Regions from separate parts of the Homo sapiens genome. Here all the other regions are linked to region 3. A link is a loop called in an ENCODE intact Hi-C map of the cell type or tissue named here. Cell type or tissue: endothelial cell of umbilical vein. All regions are shown on one strand. Region 1 has its middle 130 kb from the start of SPRY2. Region 2 has its middle 210 kb from the start of SPRY2. Region 3 has its middle 290 kb from the start of SPRY2.

Region 1 (8,000 bases), 160 kb before region 3:
AAGAACTACAGAATCTGAACAATTCACAGTTGCTGTTGATTCTGTTGCTGTTCTACGGACTTTATGTCTTCAGTGATACACTGGCTGTCTTCCAGCTCTGCCTAGGTCACGGTCATGCCCACACACACTTTAACACACAAACTCTAAAAATTCTCACACTTGTTTATCTTTTGTTGCTAAAGAGTGGTTACTATATGAGTAAAGGGTTTTAGTTTAAAGGCCACATACAAATGGAAGAAATAAATTAATTGAAATGATACTGCAAATCCCAGAATTACTGGGAAGGCAGAATAAATAGGTTTCGATTTAATGCAGCAAGAGTCACAACAACAAGAACAACAACAGCAAAACACATCATGTAACTGGTCTGGAGAAAATAGCAGTTGGTACACTGCCGAGAACTACGCCTTCAGGTGTGTCTTGCCTGCACTATTGCTGGTAATTCCTGAATTTGGCTCCTGAATTTCAGCCTAGTGTCCCTGAAAAGCAGATACTATGCCATCACCACTATCAGCAGAGCACATTTTCAACTATCTTTTCTTTTTGTCATTAGTTCTTTATTTATAATACAGGCTGGGTACATCTGAGAGATGCTGTGGAAATGTGCCTGTCCCCTAGCTGCAAGAAAGTCTGGGATAGCGAGTATATACCACCTTTTGCTTCTGCAGTAGGATATACCTCCCATCAAGATCTGTAAGTTGTGAATGTCTCTAAATTTAAGGAGGAAGATCAGATGCTAGGCACCCCCCAAAAATGACAAATGTCTATGATAGGATACCACTCTTTGGCTGCCTAAAATCGTAACATATTTCTTTCTACATGTATACTTCGATTTTTTCAGATGTCATAGTAAAATGATCTCATAATAGACATTGGAGACTATGAACGGTGAGAGCATGGGAAGGGGGGGTGAAAATTGAAAAACTACCTAATCGGCACAATGTTCACTATTTGAGTGATGGGTACACTGAATGCCCAGACTTCACCACTACACAATATATGTATGTAAGAAACCTGTACTTGTGGATGTGAAGGTCCTCTTCAAGGAGAACTACAAACCACTGCCTAAGGAAATAAAAGAGGACACAAACAAATGGAAGAACATTCCATGCTCATGGATAGGAAGAATCAATATCATGAAAATGACCATACTGCCCAAGGTAATTTATAGATTCAATGCTGTCCCCATCAAGCTACCACTGACTTTATTCACAGAATTGGGAAAAACTCCTTTAAAGTTCATACGGAACCAAAAAAGAGCCCTCATAGCCAACAGAATCCTAAGCAAAAAGGACAAAGCTGGAGGCATCACGCTACCTGACACCAAACTATACTACAAGGCTACAGTAACCAAAACAGCATGGTACTGGTACCAAAACAGAGATATAGACCAATGGAAAAGAACAGAACCCTCAGAAATAACACCACACGTCTACAACCATCTGATCTTTGACAAACCTGACAAAAACAAACCATGGGGAAAGGATTCCCTATTTAATAAATGATGCTGGGAAAACTGGCTAGCCATATGTAGAAAGCAAAAACTGGATCCCTTCCTTACACCTCATACAAAAATTAATTCAAGATGGATTAAAGACTTAAATGTAAGACCTAAAAACCATAAAAACCTTATAAGAAAACCTAGGCAATACCATTCAGGACATAGGCATGGGCAAAGACTTCATGACTAACGCACCAAAAGCAATGGCAACAAAAGCCAAAGTAGACAAGTGGGATCTAGTTCAACTAAAGAGCTTCTGCACAGCAAAAGATACTACCATCAGAGTGAACAGGCAACCTACAGAATGGGAGAAAATTTTTGCAATCTACTCATATGACAAAGGGCTAATATCCATAATCTACAAAGAACTTAAACAAATTTACAAGAAAAAAATAACCCCATCAAAAAGTGGGCAAAGGATATGAACAGACACTTCTCAAAAGAAGATATTTATGCAGCCAACAGACATATGGAAAAATGCTCATCATCACTGGTCATTAGAGAAATGCAAATCAAAACCACAATGAGATACCATCTCACACCAGTTAGAATGGCGATCATTAAAAAGCCAGGAAACAACAGGTGCTGGAGAGAATGTGGAGAAATAGGAACACTTCACACTGTTGGTGAGAGTATAAATTAGTTCAACCATTGTGGAAGACAGTGTGGCAATTCCTCAAGGATCTAGAACTAGAAATACCATTTGACCCAGCTATGCCATTACCAGGTATATACTCAAAGTATTATAAATCATGCTACTATAAAGACGCATGCACACATATGTTTATTGCAGCACTATTCACAATAGCAAAGACTTGGAACCCACCCAAATGTCCATCAGTGATAGACTAGATTAAGAAAATGTGGCATATACACCATGGGATACTATGCATTCATAAAAAAGGATTAGGTCATGACCTTTGCAGGGACATGGATGAAGCTGGAAACCATCGTTCTCAGCAAACTATCACAAGGACAGAAAAACCAAACACCACATGTTCTCACTCATAGGTGGGAGTTGAACAATGAGAACACATGGACAGAGGGTGGGGAACATCACACACCAGGGCATGTCAGGGGGTGGCAGACGGGGGGAGGGATAGCATTAGGAGAAATACCTAATGTAAATGACGAGTTGATGTGTGCAGAACACCAACATGGCACATGTATACATATGTAACAAACCTGCACACTGTGCACATGTACCTAAAACTTAAAGTATATATAAAAAAAGAAACCTGCACCTGTGCCCCTTAAATACAGAAAAATAGTTTTTAAGAAAGAAAAAAATACAAAAAAATTCCATATAAGTCTGAGGCTGTACTCCCAGCTTACCAAAAGGGAGATAACACCAATCCTATCAGTTGTCGATTGGCCCAGGCCACCCTCTCTGAGTAATAGCAATTCCTCCCCTTGTTCTGCTGTGACCCTGACCAGAGAGTCTTTCAACTATGGATTTCATTGTGAAGTTAATTGTATAAAATAGTGAGGAAGAGGGAACTGAGAGTTGGAAGACTAGTTAAAGTTACGTTAGTTAAGCTATAAGCATATGTGTGATACTGAGAGGAAGATTTAAAAAAAAATTCACTGAGGTGGGTTCACAGAGACCCCCTTTCACTTCCATTTGATTTTTTTCCTTTCATCCAGCTCCATCTTATACATGCATGAAACAAGTCTTATTGATAAGGCTTTCTCAGTTTATCACAGCCTTTTTTACATTTCCTTTCCCCCATAGCCATTATCTTGGATCCAGATATTGGAGAACCTCTATATTGCCCAGACATTTTCTTTTTCCTTTCTCCTCCACAAATTCTTTTTATAAAAGCTAGTTATCTTTAAAAATGCACATGTAACTGTCTCTCTCTCTCAGCTTCCAGTGATTTGTAATTACCCTTTTGAGAAAGTCGAGCGCTCTCAGCATGGCTTAGAATATCTTCCCAGTTTGACCGCTGCCTTCCCCAGCCTCATCTCCCATGTCTCTCTTTCTTTGTGCTCCAGTTACATTCCTATGTCAGTTTCTCAGAAACTCCATTCTCTTTCCAGCCTCAGGGCCTTGCCGTAACCTTTCCTTTACTTTGAAATATTCTTGCCAATGCCTTCTCATTCTCCAATTTCTGGAGTCTCAGCTGAATTTCAGATCTTCAGGTCTTCATCATACATGCCTCTTCTAAGCCCAAACAAGCAAGGTGGCCATGTCTGCTGCTCTTTATACCACTTATTGTCATGGGCATGACTTCTATTGCTATTAGGTTGGCGCGAAAGCAGTCACTGCTTTTGCCATTGAAAGTAATGGCAAAAACCGCAATCACTTTTGCAACAACCTAATATTTGCTAAGTGCCTGTCTTGCTCCATTGCTCCAAAAGGAAATGGGCAGTGTCAGCCTGTGCACTGCTGCCTCCTCAGTGCCTGGGATACCTGTGACCTGACACAAGGGAGGCACCCAGCAAGTAATTGCTGAACAAATGAGTATGGGAAGAGGTTCTGCCTTGGTCATTATCAGGCCAGGCATTATGTTTTCAGGTTTCCATTTTCTCATGATAAAACTTCTTCATAAGAGGAAATCATCCTCTGATTTCTCAGGTAATTGAGGTTTGAAGGTACGAATGGGAAGGTATGAATTCTGTTTGCATTAAGGAATGAAGCTCATTTTGCTGTGGAGAGGTAGAATCGTTTTGCAAGAGGCCAAAATATCATTTGTTTCCCAGCACTAAACTTTGGCAAGAATAGTTCTCTGCTAATTCAAGTGACCAAGAATTTATGCAATTTCCTCTGAAGAAAATTATCCTTTTGAGAGCAGGAAGAAATATTTTACCCCCCTTACTGAAAGTTAATCGTTTTACCAGGATCTGTTTCTTCTTGCACCTGATTTTCTTCTTTCTTACACAATCAACTGTATCTGCTTTGTATAAATCTCTTGAATTTAAAAATTTGCCTTTCAGATGCCTGGTGTCCTAGGATGTGTATATTGAATCACCAGAAATAATTCAGTGACATATTATGCTAGCTTATTTCATACATATTTCCAACTTATGACTCATTGGTTTGAAGAGGACAAATGTGAACTAAGAGAAAACAGAGGACTTGATGTACTTGTGCCTGAGAGGATGAATCACTGTGCTGCTGGCGAAGGATCCTGGGTCAGAGTTGTCTGTCTCATGGGTTTGAATGACCCTCAGTGTTCTCTGTCCTGGCCCCACTCATGAACTCACATGCAACCTCACACAAACACACATCCAAAACACCACTCGCTTCTTACTTTGGAAGCCCCACAAAACTATTTCAGGCTGGAAGGCATGCATATAATAAAGAAAGTGGTTGTCTTGGAGGCTACAACTTGATAAAGGAACACGTCAGAGAGACCCAAAATGTTCACAGTGGCATTTTCATTCTCAGTGTTCAAGGAGTTGTATTTTCCACTCTCTCTCCACCATCTGTTTTTCTTACTATAGCAAATGTCATTTCCTATGGCGTTTAGCAGAATATGAAATGGGATTGTTTTCTAGTGAATTTTGATGCAGTTTTATGATTTTCCTTAGAGCCTGCCTGCCTGCTTTCTTTCTCTCCTTCCTTCCTTCCTTCTTTCCTTCCTTCCTTCTGTCCGTCCGTCCATCCATCTTTCCTTCCTCCCTTCCTTCCTTCTTTCCATCCTTCCTTTCATTTTACTAAAAAAAGTAGAAGTAGCTTTAACAGTACATTGATCAGACCAACTTTAAAATAACTCCTGTAGATTTGCCTCTAAACCTGGTTTGAAATTTGTGATAAGACAAAGTTCTTAAATATGTTAATTTTTAATCTGTTTATAACAAGCACAAATTCCCAAAGCGGTGTAAAGCTGTTAAGCAGTAAATTCCCATTAAAGTGACAAGCTAAGGATTTAACTTAATTGAAGGGGGAATGTGTATGTGGTTTTGTGTATGGAGGTAGAGAGGTGTGTGCCTGTGTGTCTGTAAAAGTAGTAAAGGAGGATACAAGGTAGAGGAAAGAGCAAAAGAGGAGAATTCAGGAAACAATAACAGCATGTACTTACATAGCATTTTCTATGTGTCAGACATTGTATGAACTCTACATTTTTAATTTAATTCTCAACATAGCCACACATTGGAGGTATTGTTGCTTTCTCCATTTTACATATGAGAAATGTAAAGGTTAAATCCTACAAAAGCTAAGGTCACACAGCTATTAAGTGACAGAGGTAAATGGTTCACATCCTAAGCATTATATTATGCTGTTTTCTCTCAACTACGACTCAAGCATACATTTGTAGCATAATGAAAGAGAGGATCCTTTGTGAAACATTAGCACCAGATTTATTGTCTCTTTGGGCAGAGAAAAGCCAAAGGGTTTTGGAAATCTTTCACCAATAGCAAGACTGTGGTCTACCGGAGAAGGTGGCTGTGTAGCTTAAGGGAATATGGCAAAGAGAAGCCAAGAGAGAACTCAGAATGTCTGGAGTATGAGATGTAATCACTGGGGCAGTATTGATGGTGGACTCTGCCCATGAGGCGCAACGCTGTGATGTCTGTTCTGGAAATATGTCACCACTTCAACTCTTCTCTTTCCATGACTGATTAGATGATGATTTACTCTCACAGAAAGAATGGAGATTAGGATGGGAAGAAAAGGCTCCCTCTGTTGAGGATGGCTCAACTCTGTGAAGCTGCTAGAGAGGTGCCACAGGAAGATGAGAGTTGAAATTAACCTTAGGGAAGGCAGAGATAGAAATAAATTGATTCATATTTTAGAGATATGTTTTTAGGGTCAACTATTCTGCTTTTCTCCAACTTAAAAAAGAAAAACTCTTATTACAATAGGTTTCCTCTTCCTAACAAGGGCTTCAGTACTTAAATAGGGTTCAATGATGGAGTTAATTTCTTGGATTTAGGATCCCACTGCTCTCCATTCCTTCTTTCCTATTTATTCATAAAATCTAATTTTGGTTCCAGACTCCATGTATGTCACTTTCATTAAACAGGAAATAATATTAAATTTTGCAGCCACCACAGGAGTAGCAGTTTTGGGAATTCTCATTCACTCTGAGTTTATAAGAAGGCTCAGAAAAATTGACAAGTATGTTCTTCAAATTGTCATTAGGGTAAATTTGTTGAGCTTTACACAATTTTGGGTAGGATTTTAACCTTCAGAGTTTTTTGGCACACAAATGTATTGACTTGGCAACCATTGTGTGTTCCATACAGGCAAAACCTTGTTGGCATTTGGAGTATCTGGGAGAGGAAAAGAAAGATAATCTTTTCTTCTCTTGGCTTCAGATCCAATATAGACAGAAAAAAAATCAGACAAAATATTATTTCTTGGCCGGGCGCAGTGGCTCACACCTGTAATCCCAGCACTTTGAGAGAAGGAGGCAGGTGGATCATGAGGTCAGGAGATCGAGACCATCCTGGCCAACATGGTGAAACCCTGTCTCTACTAAAAATACAAAAATTAGCTGGGTGTGGTGGCACGCGACTGTAGTCCTAGCTACTTGGGAGGCTGAGGCAGGAGAATCACTTGAACCTGGGAGGTGGAGCTTGCAGTGAGCCAAGATCGCGGCACTACACTCCAGCCTGGGTGACAGAGTGAGACTCCGTCTCAAAAGAAAAGAAAAAAAATTTTTTTTTAATTTGTCGTGTGCTTTAAAGATACTCCTAGTTTATTCTTCCAAACTAGAAGATAATGCAGTCATAAAATTGAATACTTGTTACCTTATGATACAAGAGCATTGAGAATGGCTACAGAAATATACAAGTGTTGCATTCCCAAATGGAATCGAGCAGACAAAAAAACAGCAATTCAGGAAACAAACAAGAACCGCACTCCTGCCACCAATTCCAGTAGATTGAACACATTCTATATGGATGTTGTATAGTAGTCATATATTTTTTATTCAAACTAGATTAACCAAAATAAGAGAGTTCATCTTTTAGTTTGGAAAAGATGCTGGGAGTAGGTCACATGATTTAAAGAAAAGTTTCAGGTATTAGGACCTTACCAGCTGGTTCTAAAATTCAATACTGTCAAATTTCTTCTCTCCTCATCCTTGCGTTTTCCTCTCCTCTCCTTCCAACCTCTCTCTTTCTGCTATCTGTTCGAATTTATATACTTTCCCCCCTGGCAGGGACTTCTCATATTCTCCTAAATTAGCAAACCTACTAGAAACAGAACTTTTCTTCCAAATGTAATATAACCATTTCAGGCAAGGTCTTTTATTGGCTTGATCGAGTGACATGTCCAACCCTGGACTAAGCAAAATGGAATTCCAGTTAGTTGGAGTTTCAGGACTTATTACAAGACTAATAGACACTGCTTATAATAAGCTTATAGTTTATTAAAAAGATAAAATATTACACGTGGAATAAACAGCACTCATTATTTGGCAACGCTTATTTTATCAGGTTTTATAAAATTGACAGACTTTTCTATTATATAAAAATTGAATTACATGTATGGAAGACTTACAGAAGTGCTGAATTTATCTTCCACAAGATAAAAGCCTTCTTT
Region 2 (8,000 bases), 79 kb before region 3:
GTGATCTGGCCCTGCTGTTTGCTGTGAACTCCTAACTGCTAGTGTTTTTCACATGTTTTCTCTTAGTCTGGTTAGACTTCCCGTTGAAGAATTATCTAACCTCCTACCAGGAGGGTCTGATGCTGACTGCTAGTATTCTTAACATTATGTAAGAGGAAGGATCGGAGAGCTCTCATGGTTCCGCATGTAGCTGATTAAAATTAATGTGCCCTTCGTATGCCCTTTGTTCTGTAGTTCAGCATCCCTCTAACTCATCCTCTATGGAAGGTAAACTTCAGCCTTCTGCAGAAGAAGTTGCCTAGCTGTGGTGTAGTTAGGCATCTTATTCTCTGTTTGCAGATGTTTGCAGATGTTCAACAATCCTGATAAATTTTAACCATAATTTATTTTCAGGTTTGTGAATATCTGGTGCTGTCAGTTCTGGGGGATTTCTGAGTTTTGCAGTGTAAATCATTTTTCTTCTGCTTCTAGACTGTCTCCACGGCTATCTTGGGATTCACCTTTTTCAAGGCTAAGTTGCTATTTGTCTATTTGCTTGCTTTCTAGCTTCCGAATGTGCACTGCTGTTGTCTTTTCTAACATGACGCTTGTATTTGTGGTTTAATGCCTTAAAAATCCACTTTATTATTTTAGGGAGGTGTCAGGAGGAAACAGAAGTAACTGTGTGTGTTGATTCTACTGTACAATTTAGAGTACTTGGAATATATAATTTTTGTTGCAACCTATTAAGATATGGCATTATTTAAAAACACTGATCTAAGCGTGGAAGTCACAACTTTAGAATTTTTTGTAAAATTTCAAAAAATATATTTTTAAAGGGGATAAAATTAAATCATGAATCCTTTTAGTAACAATCTACATTTGTTTTTATGTGCTTCACACATCTCTTAATAACCATGAAGGGATTACAGTATTCTCAGTAGATCAATTCCATACTTCTTATTAATCATTCTAGCTTTTATAATGCTGGAAGTGCCAAAATATATCCTCATTGCAGCTGCATATTCACAGTCCAAAACATTCTTTCCAGTATGACTTGATTATCCTCATCAACTTTGTAACAACCTTCATATGTGAGGTGAGAGAGTAAAGGAATCAGTCTTGCCACCAATAAGAGTGGATTTGGAGTTCTAATGTGAATTCAGATTAGAAACAGAGCACTAGTTGTGAGGAGAGTTAGTTGGAGTGAGTTGCTCATTCTGTAGTGGAAATACTAACAAAAAAGAGAAAAGAGCAAGCTTCTGAAACATGACTGCTGCTCATTTTCCAGAGTTTGTTTAAATATTTCATAATTTCAAAAAATAAATGCTGAGTTAAAGAAGTGAACATAATAGTAAATGTTAAAACCCAGGCAAAGAAGATGAGAAAATCTGTATCTAGTGATATAAATATGGTTCCAAAGCAATATGATAGTAGAAAAGAGTAAACAACATGTAAATTAGGATTGAAGAGCTGCCTCCATTCTTGTAAGATGCAGTTTAAGGTTTGCATAACTTGTATGTAAGAGTTAAAATAGTCCACGTCATGGAGTGGTTTTTATAGAGGACTTCTATATGGCAGAAGAAATTGAAGAAGGCAACAGAGCTCCCCTGAGGGCTAACCACCCTTATTTCAGTTAATGGGATATGTGCCCAAATAAGGGCTCACTGAAACACACACACACACACACACAAAACTAAATATGAGGTTAGAGAAAAAAAAATTTATTTCAAATAGGCTTTCCCCTAATGAGCAGATTGCATTAATTTCCTTAAAAAATTTACATGAATACTTCCCCCCAAAAAAGTCCATATATTTTTTATGCCATTTGTCTTTGTAGAAAGTGGCATTTTATGCAACTTGTCTTTGGTTCTATTTCCAAATATATGCTCTAAAATTAGCATATAAATTTATTAAGTGCTCAATGGCATGTAAATCCACTAGATAAATTATAAAGAAAATGAAAGATATATTTACAGTTACATTCAGTTCTGAATTTTAAAACCAAGAGAAAAAACAAGACAAAACAATTAAAAATATTCAAAAAGGGTTACACAAAAATCTAAGAAAACAGTGCAATGCAGAACGAACTATAAGAAAAAAAAAATCTATGCCAATTAAAAAAAACAATGGGACTCTTTTATTGTGCCTACACGTGAACTCAACTTCAAGAGACACTGAATGCATTTTAGCAAATTTGTCAAAATTGGTCCAATTGTTCAATTCCATTTGACCTAATAAGGTAAAAATTACATATGTTGACCACAGTTGAAACAGAGATTTCACTACTTAAGTCAGTAATGTGTCTATCATTCATTCATTGATTTGTTCATCAATAATTTTTACAAATAATTACTTAGTGTTTTTACAAATAATAACTTAGTGTTTTTTTTTTATCAGCTGGGTGTTAGGACATTGCAGATGAAAAACACATGATCCTCCTCCTTCAAGAGCTCAAACTTGGAGAAGGCATATTCAAGAACATATAACAATAGAACTGCCATGCGATGTTTTTATAGAGATGAGATGTTAAGTGTTGTGGTAAAAGAAATAGAGCATTTAGGCAGACAGGGAAGTAAGCAGTAATTGTAATAAGAGAGAAAATAATTATTTTGAGAAATATTTAAAAGTTAGAGCTATGAAGTATTTATCTTTAATTTGATTCAAGAATGATAACCTTGGTTTCTAGTTTGGCCAAATGGTGGATGTTTCTATTACTGAAATAAGGAAGGAAGAAAAGAAGCAGAGGGAAGTATTAGATACCTTAGCAATAAATAGTAAAATAATTTACTTTAATACAAGGAGGGATTTTTTTGGGGGAAAAGTGGTTTATTTCTCTAAAATAAATAAGGCTTTTTAAAATTCAAATTCTGGAAATGTGTTACTAATACCAATTGATCTCCACATATTCGTGTATCTGCTTTCCTCATTCCTGGAATGGGGTATTATTTAAATTCAGTTTCTCTGGAATGTTGCCTTTGGCAAATAGCCTGAAGAAGTACATAGATTTAGGAAAGTCTTTGCAGATGGAAATTCTGCTTTCCCTATTTTATTACCATTAATGTTCTTCCCTTTTCTTGACCACAAAAAGGAAGAATTCAATTAGAAGACGTCTTTAGGTTTAAGCTTTGCTTATAATAACTGGATTTATTTAGTTATCACAGGACTAACAGATGTGCCTAAAAGCCACCTTATGTTTTCCAACATAATATTGTTGATCTTTTTTTTTTTCCTTTTTGGACCAGGGACCAGACAAATGGTGACCAGACGGTCCAGTCTAGAAAAGCATAATTGCCAACTCTGACTTCAGCAAGGGTGGAAAAACTCAGAGGAAAATGGGAATTTAGCCTCAAGATAGTAGTTTCCATGTGTGAGTGGGTTTTAAATTCTCCAAAGGAAAAAAAAAAAAAAGGAATAATAGAAAAAACTGCAAGAAAAAATTATTTGAAGGATTTAGGGTGATAAGTTTATTTTTGGGAAATCTATTTAAAATATCTATTTCCTGCATACCTATATTTGTACTAATAGAAATAATTAAACTTGTTTTGTTTTGCAGACTTTAGAGTTTATCATCATTACTTTAAAAGGAGTTAACTGAGCTGACAGATTTGATTACTCAAAGTGGTCTGTCTCATTTTTTATTTCACTTTGACATAAGACTTGGCACAAGTCTGTTACAAGCTATGCACTTTTATTGCTGCACTTCTAAGTTATAAATCTGGTTTACATCTATGGAAAATGTAGTGTAGAATTGAAGACATGTCCAATTATCTGGGCAATTTGTTTTATGAACTTATACCAAATTAAATAGAAAGCATCGACAGTATTTGTTCTTCCTCTGTGGGCTGCAAATCAGTTAGAAAAAAACCTTCTTGAACAGGGGCATTGAAAGTTCTGGCTTTTCAGACTGTTTCCTGAATGGGTTCTGATTAAAACAGGATCTGAAAGTCTGATTGATAGTCTCTGTTTCCTTTCTTAATGTAACAAATACATTCAGAATGTTGACTCCTATGAAAAGTAGAATTGCTGAGCTGGACTGCATTGCCTTTAGCATTTCTTCATAATAGAGGAAATGATTTGGCTAAGGGCTGGGTATGGCTGTTTTCTCAGAAAATAGTTATTGAAAAATATTTTGTATGTCTCTCATCTATAAAAAAATGAAATAGAAATTCAGCCTGAGATAAGCAATCAAGACTTAGTATTTTATGTATATGCTTTTAGACCTTTACAAATAGAGTGACTCATTTGACCATCTGTGTAGGTGAAGTGTTAAGCATTTGGCTGCTGGTAATAAAAAAAGTAGGTATGACACCAGGGATGTAATGCTATGCTATTATTGAAGATGATAGTGGGAAGCTATATGACATTTTAAAGAGGGAGACTAATGAAAGAAAGGAAAGAAGGAGAGAAGGAAGGAGGGAAGGAAGAGAGGGATGGAGGGAAAAGAAAGAGAGAGAAAGAAAAAAAGAAAAGAAGGAAAGAAGAAAAGAAGGAAAGAAGGAAGGAAGGAAAGAAAGAAAAAGAAAGAGAAAGAAAGGAAGGAGGGTGGGAGGGAGGGAGGGAAGAAGGAAGGGAGGAAGGAGGGAGACATCAAGCCTGTGAAAATTTAGGAAACTTCCTGGACTAAAACTAACATGTAAGTTTAAAGGAATCAGTTATGAACTGATTTAGAGTTAGTGCTTGGATTTGTTCCCCTTGGGAAGTAAGGCTGATTGATTCTTTTTTTTTAATGACAGCCTATTTTCATTTTATAAGTAAACTTATTTCCCTTATTTTTCTGGGAATATTTAAAAGTCTCTTTTAGATTGTTTTTATCAACACTATTACCTCACATGTAAATTGTTTTGTTGGTTGAATTTATTTCTCTTTCATTGTGTTGCTTTATTTCTTTGGTGATGTGATTCATGAGTGTGTATATTTGTATCTAAGATTACTTGTTAGAATTTCTGCTGCATTCATTTGCACAACCTGCTTGGCAGAAATGTTGGGAACTTTTACTAAGGCTTATTTTGTACTCTACTGTGTCTTTAGTTAAATTTAAGGAAACATGTGTTTGCTTAGAGATTGTTTTTCTTGTTGTCTCCAGAGATGGACAGCCCCCTGCAGCTGTGTGATCTCTTTAACATAAACTCCCATACTGTCTCCTTCCACGTCCTACCTTGCTCCCTGGAAGCGGGCAGCTGCAGGGTGGTGGACTTCTCTGTTGTTCCTGGGATGTCCCCGGTGCACAGGCTCCCCTTCTCTCAGGCCTGGAGGGTCATGGTGGAGCCCTCAGTCTTTTGGGTGGCATTATCCCTGGTATTTCCTTTGTTACACTCTCCTTCTTTCTTTTGTTCCCATCGTTGTACCATCTCAGGAATTCTCCATGGTTTCTGATACATGAAGGGTTTCTTATCTTATTTTTGTGTATGGTTATATGTTCATTCACTTAAAGTATATATTCTGTTATCTGTGAGAATTTGACATTGCTCAGGCTGATGCTTTAAAACAAACAATACTTTTCAAAGGCTTATTTAGGCAATTGGGCTTATCTGGGAATTTTTACTGCGTTCTCAGTCCAGATTCATCATGGTAACTCACTACACTACCATGTGTGAATAATTCTGTGGAGAATTACTAATTCTCCAATTAATTGTCTCTTTACTGCAGACGTTTACAGTCATGCATATCCAAAGACCTACCATAGTGGAGGACCATTATATAATTAAGTTATTTCTATTACTTTTTTAACCATAGCAATTTAGAAATCTCAAAAAACACATGTGTTAAATTATTAAACAAATTTTTTAGAAAAATATGAGGTGTCCAATTTCTTTCCATTCCCTTATAATTATTCCAGGCCTTAAGTATAACCACTTTTTCTATCAAAGGGGGCAAAAAAAGATATCAACAGGGAGAAATATTTTAAAATGGAAAACTAACAAACACTTCAGCTAATGCTTAAGATAATCTATTAATAAAAAAATACTCTCTTAGGTTGAAGTCCACAGTCATCTATGACAAATTGACTAGCACAAATACATAATTAGAAAATAGTCTTTTGTGATAGTAGCAAAATGTAGTTGCCTGTTAAAACTAATTTATATTTATGGATGAGGATTCTGCTCTCCAGTGGATGGTCAATGCTCATTTGTATCATATATGATAATTAAAAACTATTTCTCAGGAGAGCTATTATGGAAGGCTTAAAAAGAATGTCCTTATTCCTATGCGTGTTTTCTAACCTGTTTTTCCTTCTGCTCTTAAAAATTAACTGGATACTGTATTGAAACTTATCTTTATTGCTTTTTATTCTCCACAGAATTATTCACATCATAGTCTATTTTTATGCATTTATTATACTAATTTTCTTTTAATTTGACAGTTTCCTCATGTTTCTATGCATTGTTTTGACAGTGAGTTACTCATCAAGATTCTACTTGAAAAAAGAAAATGATAGTTCATGTTCACATTTAAACTTAACTCATTTTAGTTTTTCTTTTTATTCCACAGTCCTATGTGCATGACAATGACAGAAACTATAACTGACAAGATAATAGTTTAAACTTTATAAGTTGAGCTAGCTACAGAGGGCTCACTGGATACTAAAAACTGAACTGAAACCATTTTTTAAATAGAGGAATATTTTTAAAAGCCCACAAGAGATGGACAATATAATTTATTTTCAAAAGCCAATACTTTTCATGCTTTATCAATAATGAGTTAACTTGTATACTATTTACTCTTATTCTTTCCCCATGGCATAAATGACATGGATAATAAGTATGCCATGCACTGGCTTAGTATGATTAATATTAGTTTTCCTTAACTTGCATCATGCCTCCTCCCTTTGTTGAGAGGGATGAGCTTTCTTATGATTGATAAGCTTTTTTGCTCTTTTGTTTTCACTCCTTTCTTCTTTGCCCTTTGTCTTCCCTTTCAATTTCCTTTTGTTTGTCTGTTTTGACAACTTATTTATCTTGTTTTCTGCCTCTTATCTCAAGGATGTCAATGATAGCTTCTGACATAGTTTTGATGGTGCAATGAGATTTTCTTCTGCGCACTTCTTTCCATTTTCCCCTGCCTCCTATGGCTTACACAGTTTGATAAAGAAGATTGAGAGGTTAAAACTCTTTGAACTAATATTTTAGTTTCTGGAAAAAGCCTTTGGTTTGTCAGTGTTTTACAAGTTTATTAAGCAAAGGTGCCTCATAGCCTACAGAAGGTGAGGTGCACAGCCGACAAGGACATCTTGCCTCAGGGTATTATATCAGGGGTCATCAGCTAACAGACCTGGAGCTGAACTCTGTTTCAAAGGTAGTGAAAGACGGACCTGGACAGGAAATTCCTGCCCCATTCTGAGCCCCCTTTTTCCTTCTTGGGTAGGCAAGCTGAGGTTGGAGACTGGGGTTTTCTCCTAAAATCAAATCAAATAGTTTCATAACTTTTTTTTTATCAAAAAGTCCACGTAGGGGTCCATGGAACCAAATCAAATAGTGGCTTCTCTCTTCTCCAGGATAATTAAGGGGAAAGGCTGGAAGCACTATAATTTCTTAAGTGTGGGCTCTATGGGCACAATAGAAAATATTATTTTTAACTCCGTATTTAATTTTTTTATAACCCTTGTTTTTGTGGTGATCGTTTATTTTTGAATATTTTGGGACTATAGTGATCATACTAAAATCCATGTTAGTATAGTAGAGAAATGTGATTTTCCTTTGTATAGATTTTTAAAGTTTTTTTAATGTATACTATCTTATTAAAATTTTCATAAAATGGTTTCTACAAATATTACATAATTTGGATGGAATTTTAACAAGACTACACACTAAAAATTATTCTAAATGAGGTCATTATCATATTAAACATGTAGCTGCTATATTGCCATTTCTTTGAAGCATAGCTTTAAACAATAGAAGGAAACAATCATTCGTACTCATAAAGGTCAATTCAAATGTGATGGTGTGAACATCCCACTTTAAAGAAAACCACTACATATTTAAAACAGACAAAAATTCATTTCACACAAAGAAGATAAATAC
Region 3 (8,000 bases):
GTTTTCTTTTCTCGATTCTCTTTGTTCTCTTTCTCTGGAACTACTATTATATGGATGTCCAAAATGAGTCTAGCTTCCATGAGAAAGCTTCTCATGCTATTTCACTCTTTTTCCTTTTTGACTGCCTTCTGGGGGAACTCCTTTGGCACTATTACTAGTTAGCTTTCTAATTCAATTTTAGCTAAGTGCATTCTACTATTCACCTATCTATGATTTTGTTTTAAAAATCAAGCAATAGTTTTTCTCATTTTAATTACTTTGATTATTCCTTTCTAAATGGCAGTGTTTCTCAGGATGCCAAGTTTTATCAAATTTCATTGTAGATACTCACCATAATTACTTAATTTTTAAAAAATTGGTTATGTGCTTGTTGAATATAGTAATTCTGTTTAGTACATTTAGTTATTTTATAACTTTGCTTTCCTAAAATACTTAGAGATTCATGATATAATTCATTTTGTACATAAGTGTCTATGTTATTCGTTTAGTTAGGTTGAATATTTATTATAAGCTCCAGTTAAAATTACGTTTATCCAGCAGAAAAAAAATTTTCTAAGTTAGTAGTTATGTTACTTCTCTGTACTTAAAGTTGTTTGTCTTCTAACTTTAAAAAAAATGAGATTTGGCATAAAATTTTCTGTGATATTAGATTCTTCAAAGTACCAGTCTTTGCTGAAAAGTACCAGTACTTTTTAAATTGCTATTCAATAAAAGAAGCCTGGTTTCTCTCTCCTCTCTCTCTCTCTCTCTGTGTGTGTGTGTGTGTGTGTGCATGTGCGTGTGTGTGTATACATGTGTGGTGGTAATATGTCCTCTAGAATGGAGATTTCTAGTGTCTGATTTTGTTTATAAACTACTTGTGGCCATACCCTGACTTTCTAGCTCATGCACTTCATTTATTATTTCCTAGTCAATCAGAAAACTCAGTTCTATTTGGAGAACTTGATGTCAATATTTACCTGAGGAAATTCTGACATTTGTCACCATGAAGTGGTAGATATTTTCTTAATTTATATCTCTAGATGATAGCCATGATTCATTCATTTTCCTAACCATCACTGCTTCTGGTCAGTAGTAATTCTGGATTCTCGATATACTCTTCATGGTTTCTCTCTATTGGTGTTTCTCTCTCTCTCTCTCTCTCTCTCTCTCTCTCTCTCTCTCTCTCTCTCTCTCTCTGTATATATATATATATCTTTGGATATCTTTGGGGGTCTATCCGCTTTGTGTGACCCAGGAATCTTCCCCTCTTCTGGTCAACTGAAGGTACCCTTCCAGGATTTCCAGTTCTGCTATTGCTAATTTCTATTTCTTACATATCTTTAATAATTTCAAAAAGATTTTTGCTAGAGTAGAAGAAATTCATGTGTTTATCAATCTTGGTAAATGGAACTATACTTGATCTATATTTTTACCTAGTACATATTTCCTTTAGTGATAATAATAGTTTTAACAAGTTCTGATAATACAAACTTTTTCTCAACATTTCTTAAATGGCTTAAATTACTGCAAAGATATTTCACCTCATATGACTCTGGCTAAAATACTTATTATTCACTCCACTATGGGAATCCTTCTAAGGTTGACTTTGGTTTTCTTAGACTTCTTTATAAAAGGGGTTGGGAGAGATACTAGACGGCAAATAAAATGTGGGGACTTTTTTTACTCATAAATGATCCTGAGATTGTCTCGCTCCATCATTGTTGGCCTATGCTATATTGGGCAAGTTACCAAGCTCTCTGTGCTTCTATTTGGCCATTGACTTAGATCAAGCAATGCTCTTCAAAATTTAGCATGACTATTAATCATCTGGATAAATTGTTAAAATGCAGATTTTGATTTGTAGATCTGAGATATAGCCTGATCATCTGGATTTCTAGTAAGCAACCAGGTCTTGCTGGTATTGTTCTGTGGGGCACAACTTGAGTAGCAAAGATCTAAGAAATAAGAAGGAACTGAAAATAAATGCATTCTATTTATTTCAAGCTATATATATGCCAATTAAATTGACCACCTGATAGTATACAAAGAGTGCATTAGAATCAGTGACCCTAATTTCTCATCTGCCCATGCTCTCTCTTCTGTTCTCAGGGCAAGATAATCTCATACGATAGATGATATGGTCTGACTCTGTGTCCCCACCTAAATCTCATCTTGAATTGTAATCCCCACGTGTTGGAGGAGGGACTCTGTGGGAGGTGATTAGATCATGGGGTGATTCCACATGCTGCTCTTGTGATAGTGAGTTCTCATGAGATCTAATGGTTTTACAAGGGGCTTTTGCCCCCTTCACTCTTCACTTCTCCCTCCTGCTGCCTTGTGAAGAAGGTGCCTCGCTTCCCCTTCACCTTCTGCCATGAATTTAAGTTTCCTGAGGCCTCTCCAACAATGTGGAACTGTGAGTCAATTAAACCTCTTTCCTTTACAAATATCCAGTCTTGGGCAGTTCTTTATAGCAGCATGAGAACAGACTAATACAGTAAATGTGACTGGTGATGAAGTAACATTAATGATATATCTTGGAAGATAGTTTGATTTCAACTAGACTTCCATTATAATTATATTCCTCCTCACCCAAAGGAGATCAGCCTAGATCTTACAGTGATTCTTAGTGTGTCTTGGGAGAAAGCAGAAGGTACGTTATCATTGTCTTATCCCATTGTACTAATGTCAGACGAGAGGCCTGGATTTCTATGATTCTTTTCCCGCAAGAGGTTGTATTAAAGTAGGAACTTTACTGCCTATGGAGTTCTTACCTCTAAGGCCTCGCAGAAGGACAAGTGTCTTACTTCCTGTTGGCCCAGCAGCTTTAACTTTCTAAGTGACAAGTTTCCCTTACCTTAAGCTACTTAATGGCCAATTTGGAGGTATTATCTATTTTGTGATCAAAGTACTTCTTGTTAGTAAACTGACAGGATGTTTGTTCTCCTTTTTTCTTAAATCTCTTAACACCAAGGAACAACAAACAGAAAATTTGAGACATTCCATTTAAAACCCCATAACACTAAAGCCATAATTTGGAGTTTATATATTTACTTCTATATTGATGTGTATTCTTAAGTAATTTTTAGGCTTGATTTTTTTATTCAGACATGAATTGTGAGTTCTTTTTTGCAGGGATTGTGTCATTGTATCTTTGGTACTACTTATATATTCAGTATGTTTTGTATACAGTAGTATTCATTTTGTATTTTTGACTGAATGAGTTTTAAATTTCAGTTTAGTAAATATTTTTCAGTAACACTTCATTGCTTCCAAGGTACACAAATAATGACTAATAGTACCTGACAAATTGGGCATGGTGATGATTAGATGATTAAATTATATTGATAGTTTTTCCCTAACCCTAAATGTCACAGAAAAACGTAGAGCATATTGTATGGTAATTGCTTCTACTACAGGTGTGTGCATGTATGTATGTGTGTGTGTGTGTGTGTGTGTGTGTGTGAGAGAGAGAGAGAATTCAAAAGCAGATAAAGTCTAGTGAGCTACAAGTAGCAGAGCTCTTGAAATAACTCTTCCTAAATGATATATCCTGCTTAAAATGATGAAATAAAATTTAAAATGGAGCCTTCAGGTTTGTGGACACTTAAAGTGTGGTAATAAAAGCTAAAATGAGGTATCCAAGGTCATGGCAGTGAGAAGAAAGAAAAATAGCAGATAGCACACATGAAAATTACTTCAAGCAATAACATGAAATAGAAGAGAAAGTGACATGTTTTTCATTGGGCAACATAAGAACCTACTAAATCCAGTAAAGTCCTTGAATCTTATCAAATTCACCTTTTTAAAAACGTACTCAGAATATTTCCAGATCTCACATCCTATGATGACTCTTTCGAGAACACAAAAAAGTGGTTGTTAAAAAATGTCATTCATTTGGATAATTCTTTTTCTCAAGTCCTCCTCTACATTTGATGGCCCCCAAGTAATTGTCATGAGCATCTCTTCTACTATCAAAATGTCACTACAATGGATGATAAATTGGATAAAAACCTACCCTTGGCATAAAGGGAAGGTAAATAAACAGAATAGAATATAGACATATCTCTCACCATTAACACCCATATCTGTTTTGTGCTGATTTGGAGCATACTAAGCCAGAGTTGTCCGCACTAATCTAAAGGGCAAGGCAAAGAAAAATGCAGTGACGCCAGACACATTGGGAACTATAATGTTTGCTGGAATATGTCCTTCAATGAAGGAGTCCTTGGTCAAATTCTCAGTTCCTGACTCATCAGCTTATTCCCTTAATAGCTTGGAGCCAATGATTCTTTCTGGAGCATGCGAAATCTGTCTATGGAGGTCAGTGCAAATGGAAGCATATGAGGAAATATACTCCCATGCCTTAATTTTTATTTTTTCTGGCTGAACATTTGTTCTTGTCTTAGAATCAGGAGAGCTAATATCACAGGAAGTAAAAGCTATTTCCTAGACTGGTGTGTTGCCCAATACCACATCCTGAAGTGCTGAGAAGAGAAAGAACAGCTGGGAAGGTAACAGTGCCAGCTGCTGGAAACCTATTTCCATGATTTTTATGATCCAGATAGGAAATTGGGGATGTAAGAGCTGCATGGAGACTTACTCAATACAGGGACCATATTTTTAAAATATCTCTATAATTTAATCCTTGGTACATTGCCCAGCACACATGAGAGGTGCTCAATAACTGTTACTGAATGTGAATTGATGATTTTATATTCATCAGCCTGACATTTCACTACCTGGAATAGCTAATGTGATTCCAAAAACATGGAATATTGTGTTGCACATGCTTTATTTGTTGTATAAACTCTAAGAACTCTCACTATTTAGATATTTACATCGTAAGAAAAATCTACATCTTCTCTGACCTCAGTATCCTTCAAGGTCAATCTCAAATCTATAAAAACATTTTCCTTTTACATTTTCTCATTTTAAAATAATCTTTCATGTAAACTCATATTATAGGCCTTTTGAAAGCCTAAGCTAGTCATCTTCAGTGATTTCTTCCCATTTATATATTCAGTTAGTTCTGAAAGAATCGGCATCAGTCAGAATGATTTTTTTCTCATAGAAACACTTTACCTTGTTCACACTTATTATGTCTGTTTCATTGGCCCATCTATTGATATAACTTTCATATATTTGTCAAGTAAGAAAATGATACTCATTAATCTATATTTCTCAGCTTAACTTTTATGATTTTTTTGAATTTGATTCATATTAGCAATTCCACAGTCCTATAGCATGTTAGAGGTGGATAATAAATTTTACCTCTTAGCCAAGAGTTTTATATTTACATATTTGTATTTTTCAACCTCCTTTCATGGATATCATACTGCTCTATGATAGAGTGAGCTTTATACTCAGTCATACTTTTTTCAACTTCTTTTTATTTTTCAACACTTTTTCTTTTTTTTTCGTAGTGATAGGGTCTTGCTATGCTAGCCAAGCAGGCTGGTCTCCAATTACTGGCCTCACGCTATCCTCCTGCCTCCGTCTCCCAAAGTGTTGGAATTACAGACATGAGCCACTGCATTCAGCCTATTTTTAAAACCCTTAACAAATATTTAGGAATAAATATCTGTCAAATGTTTTTCTCAAGAAACACTAAGACATGAAGTTCAGTACCAGTCTGCACTAGCCTATTCTGCCCGTATTTCTCTTCATTTTTTAATGATACACATAAATGTCTGGCATACTAAATAGTTCAGTTATTCTTGTTTGTTGGTGGTCCTTCATCACTGGAATGTAAGGGCCATGTAGGCAGGGACATAAGACTGCTTTTTTTCATTGATTGTTATATATTATGTTCTAGAATCTAGAATAGTGTTTGATGTAAAATAGTCCCACAAGAAATATTTATTTAGTAAATAAAGTTTGTCTTTTTGTTACTTCTATTAATTTCTGAGCATGTCTTCTACATACTGATCATTGAATGTCCCCTGCTACCTTTTTCCTGCTGATTAACTGATTTTTTTTAGTTTAGTTTTTGTATTTGTCTGTCCTTCCAGCTGGTACTTTTCTCCCTTTTGAATATTTTATAGATTTTTCATAACTTATGTTATTAAAACAAAATTTAAAAGAGACTTGGAACAAAGGAAATAAATCATTATTTTATTTTGTCTTGTGTACAGTCAGCGTCTCATAAGATTCAGTAAGTCTGTAAGCCAAAAACTATTGCTCATTTCAGAAAGGAGCTACTCTGATTCCTGGAGTACAGTAGAAGAGTAGAGTGAAATAGCTGGAATATCAGCCACCAGCAATGGAATCACCACTAGACTTAACACGACAACCATGCCTTCTGCTTGAGAACTTCTATGCTTTTGTGTTTTGCAGTTTTATGTCTGGTTTGTAACATGTTTTTCAATCACTGCTGATAGTTTTAGACTGGTTATTTTCAGTTCAAGTATGTCACATAAAATGAAATCATTTTTCTTAAACATTAACATCTATAAACTGGGGGAGATAATTAAAAAATAATGTACATAAATTCTCATGAATATTACAAAATTTTGACTTTTAATGCTTGGTCACTTTAAATGACAGAATTCAAAGTTGTAAAAAGAACTCCTTGACTTAATCCATTCAAAATCCTTTAAATTTAAATCACCAGGATCTAATCAAATTGGCTTCCTTGCAAATAACTTGAGTTAGCCACTTAAGATTCAGCAGGATTACACTAAACCCTTGATAAGGATTTATACTCCCAAAGCACAGCAAAGACAAATAGTTAGAGTTAGACAAATTTACATGCATACCCAGAAGTAACTGATCTTCAGGAGTATAAGCATGGGAAATAGATATTACTATTTGTTTCTTTGCCAGTTTGTCGCTATGTTTCTTCATTCAAGCCAGAATTGCATTGCTAAAGATTCCACTGTGGCAGGTGAAAAGATGAATGGAATTTGGTTCTCTTTTGTGAGCTCTAAGAGGAAAGAGAAAGGACACAGTAAAGCTTTTATTGATCCAACTCCAAATCCAGTGTGTCTAACTAGGAAATTGTTCATTCAGATGAAAGCCAAAAAGCATCTCAGCCTTAATGTGGCTGAGACAGCAAAATCAATTCTGAACACAACAGCTCTGTTTAATAAATGTTCAAAGGAGAAAAAAGACCTTTATAAATTAATAAATGATATTGAGAATAAGAGATATGTAGCTTATACCTTGTATCCCTTTTATGATATACCAAAAGTGAAATAAGTGCTTTTTTGCTGGTAAAATAAAAATGACTATTTTCTTTACCCATTAAAAAGAAAATATTATCTTACTAAAACAGTGATTCTTTTACAATGGTTATTTTGAATATCACAATTAATTTATGCCTGTGGCCTAATCTTTCTTTCCAAAGACAGGATGGATTTATTCTCCCTATTAATCATATTTTATCCCATTTCTATAAATTATTCTTGTGCATATTTAAGAGTAAGTCTTCAGCAATGTTTGGGTTTTTATGGGCTGATAATTTTGCCTACTGCTAACTTCCAAAAAGAGCATAATGCAATATTTAAATGGTTTTTTATGACTCATTCTATGAGTATTTTAAAATGATTGATTGCATGATGTTATGAATAAAAAAATGCCAATAAACACATATTTCTTAATAGATTCCTTGGACAGTGGATCAGAGTTTGTTAGTAATTATCTAACTTCCATTATTAAAAATACACTGGCTCCAGATACTCGCGATATAGCTTGTTTCCATTGTATATCTCTTTGTTATTCATATATTGATAGATAAGATCTTGATTTAGTTCTTGTCAATCAATATAAGCCTTTGAAAATATATTTTTCTAATAATCACTCCTCATATTGAAAATGTCATCTTACCTTATTTATGTTTTCATAGTAATGTACTATATTCTCTGATATTCTTCATGCAATGTCTATTAGGGAATGGGGTAATCACAGAAAATCCTTTTCTGTATTAATAATGAAATATGTACAGCTTGGTAAGTATTTCAGATTTCAGTATAAGGTAACCAATATCACTTAAATTTTTGTCAGATAATGGGTTT

What was found. A loop is a pair of places that touch in the nucleus more often than their neighbours do. Peaks named below come from ENCODE experiments on the same cell type or tissue, not always from the same donor. Only the 100,000 strongest peaks of a DNase experiment are listed, where the experiment ranks them.
Region 1: it touches region 3 in a loop (2.3-fold over the local background); 3 of 110 quality-filtered maps call a loop at or near these places.
Region 2: a loop joins it to region 3, with 6 times the contacts of the local background. A loop is called at or near these places in 2 of 110 quality-filtered maps.

The regions. Positions count from the first base shown.
Region 1 is chr13:80,465,433-80,473,432 of GRCh38, forward strand. No RefSeq gene overlaps it. Among named protein-coding and RNA genes, the nearest start is that of SPRY2, 130 kb to the left of the region's middle. In endothelial cell of umbilical vein, no CTCF peak of the experiment used is centred here; a DNase peak (open chromatin) is centred at 4,639; H3K27ac peaks cover 2,072 bases.
Region 2 is chr13:80,548,077-80,556,076 of GRCh38, forward strand. No RefSeq gene overlaps it. Among named protein-coding and RNA genes, the nearest start is that of SPRY2, 210 kb to the left of the region's middle. RefSeq lists a silencer at 1-152. In endothelial cell of umbilical vein, no CTCF peak of the experiment used is centred here; DNase peaks (open chromatin) are centred at 15, 3,865 and 7,925; H3K27ac peaks cover 800 bases.
Region 3 is chr13:80,626,589-80,634,588 of GRCh38, forward strand. No RefSeq gene overlaps it. Among named protein-coding and RNA genes, the nearest start is that of SPRY2, 290 kb to the left of the region's middle. In endothelial cell of umbilical vein, no CTCF peak of the experiment used is centred here; a DNase peak (open chromatin) is centred at 4,363; H3K27ac peaks cover 552 bases.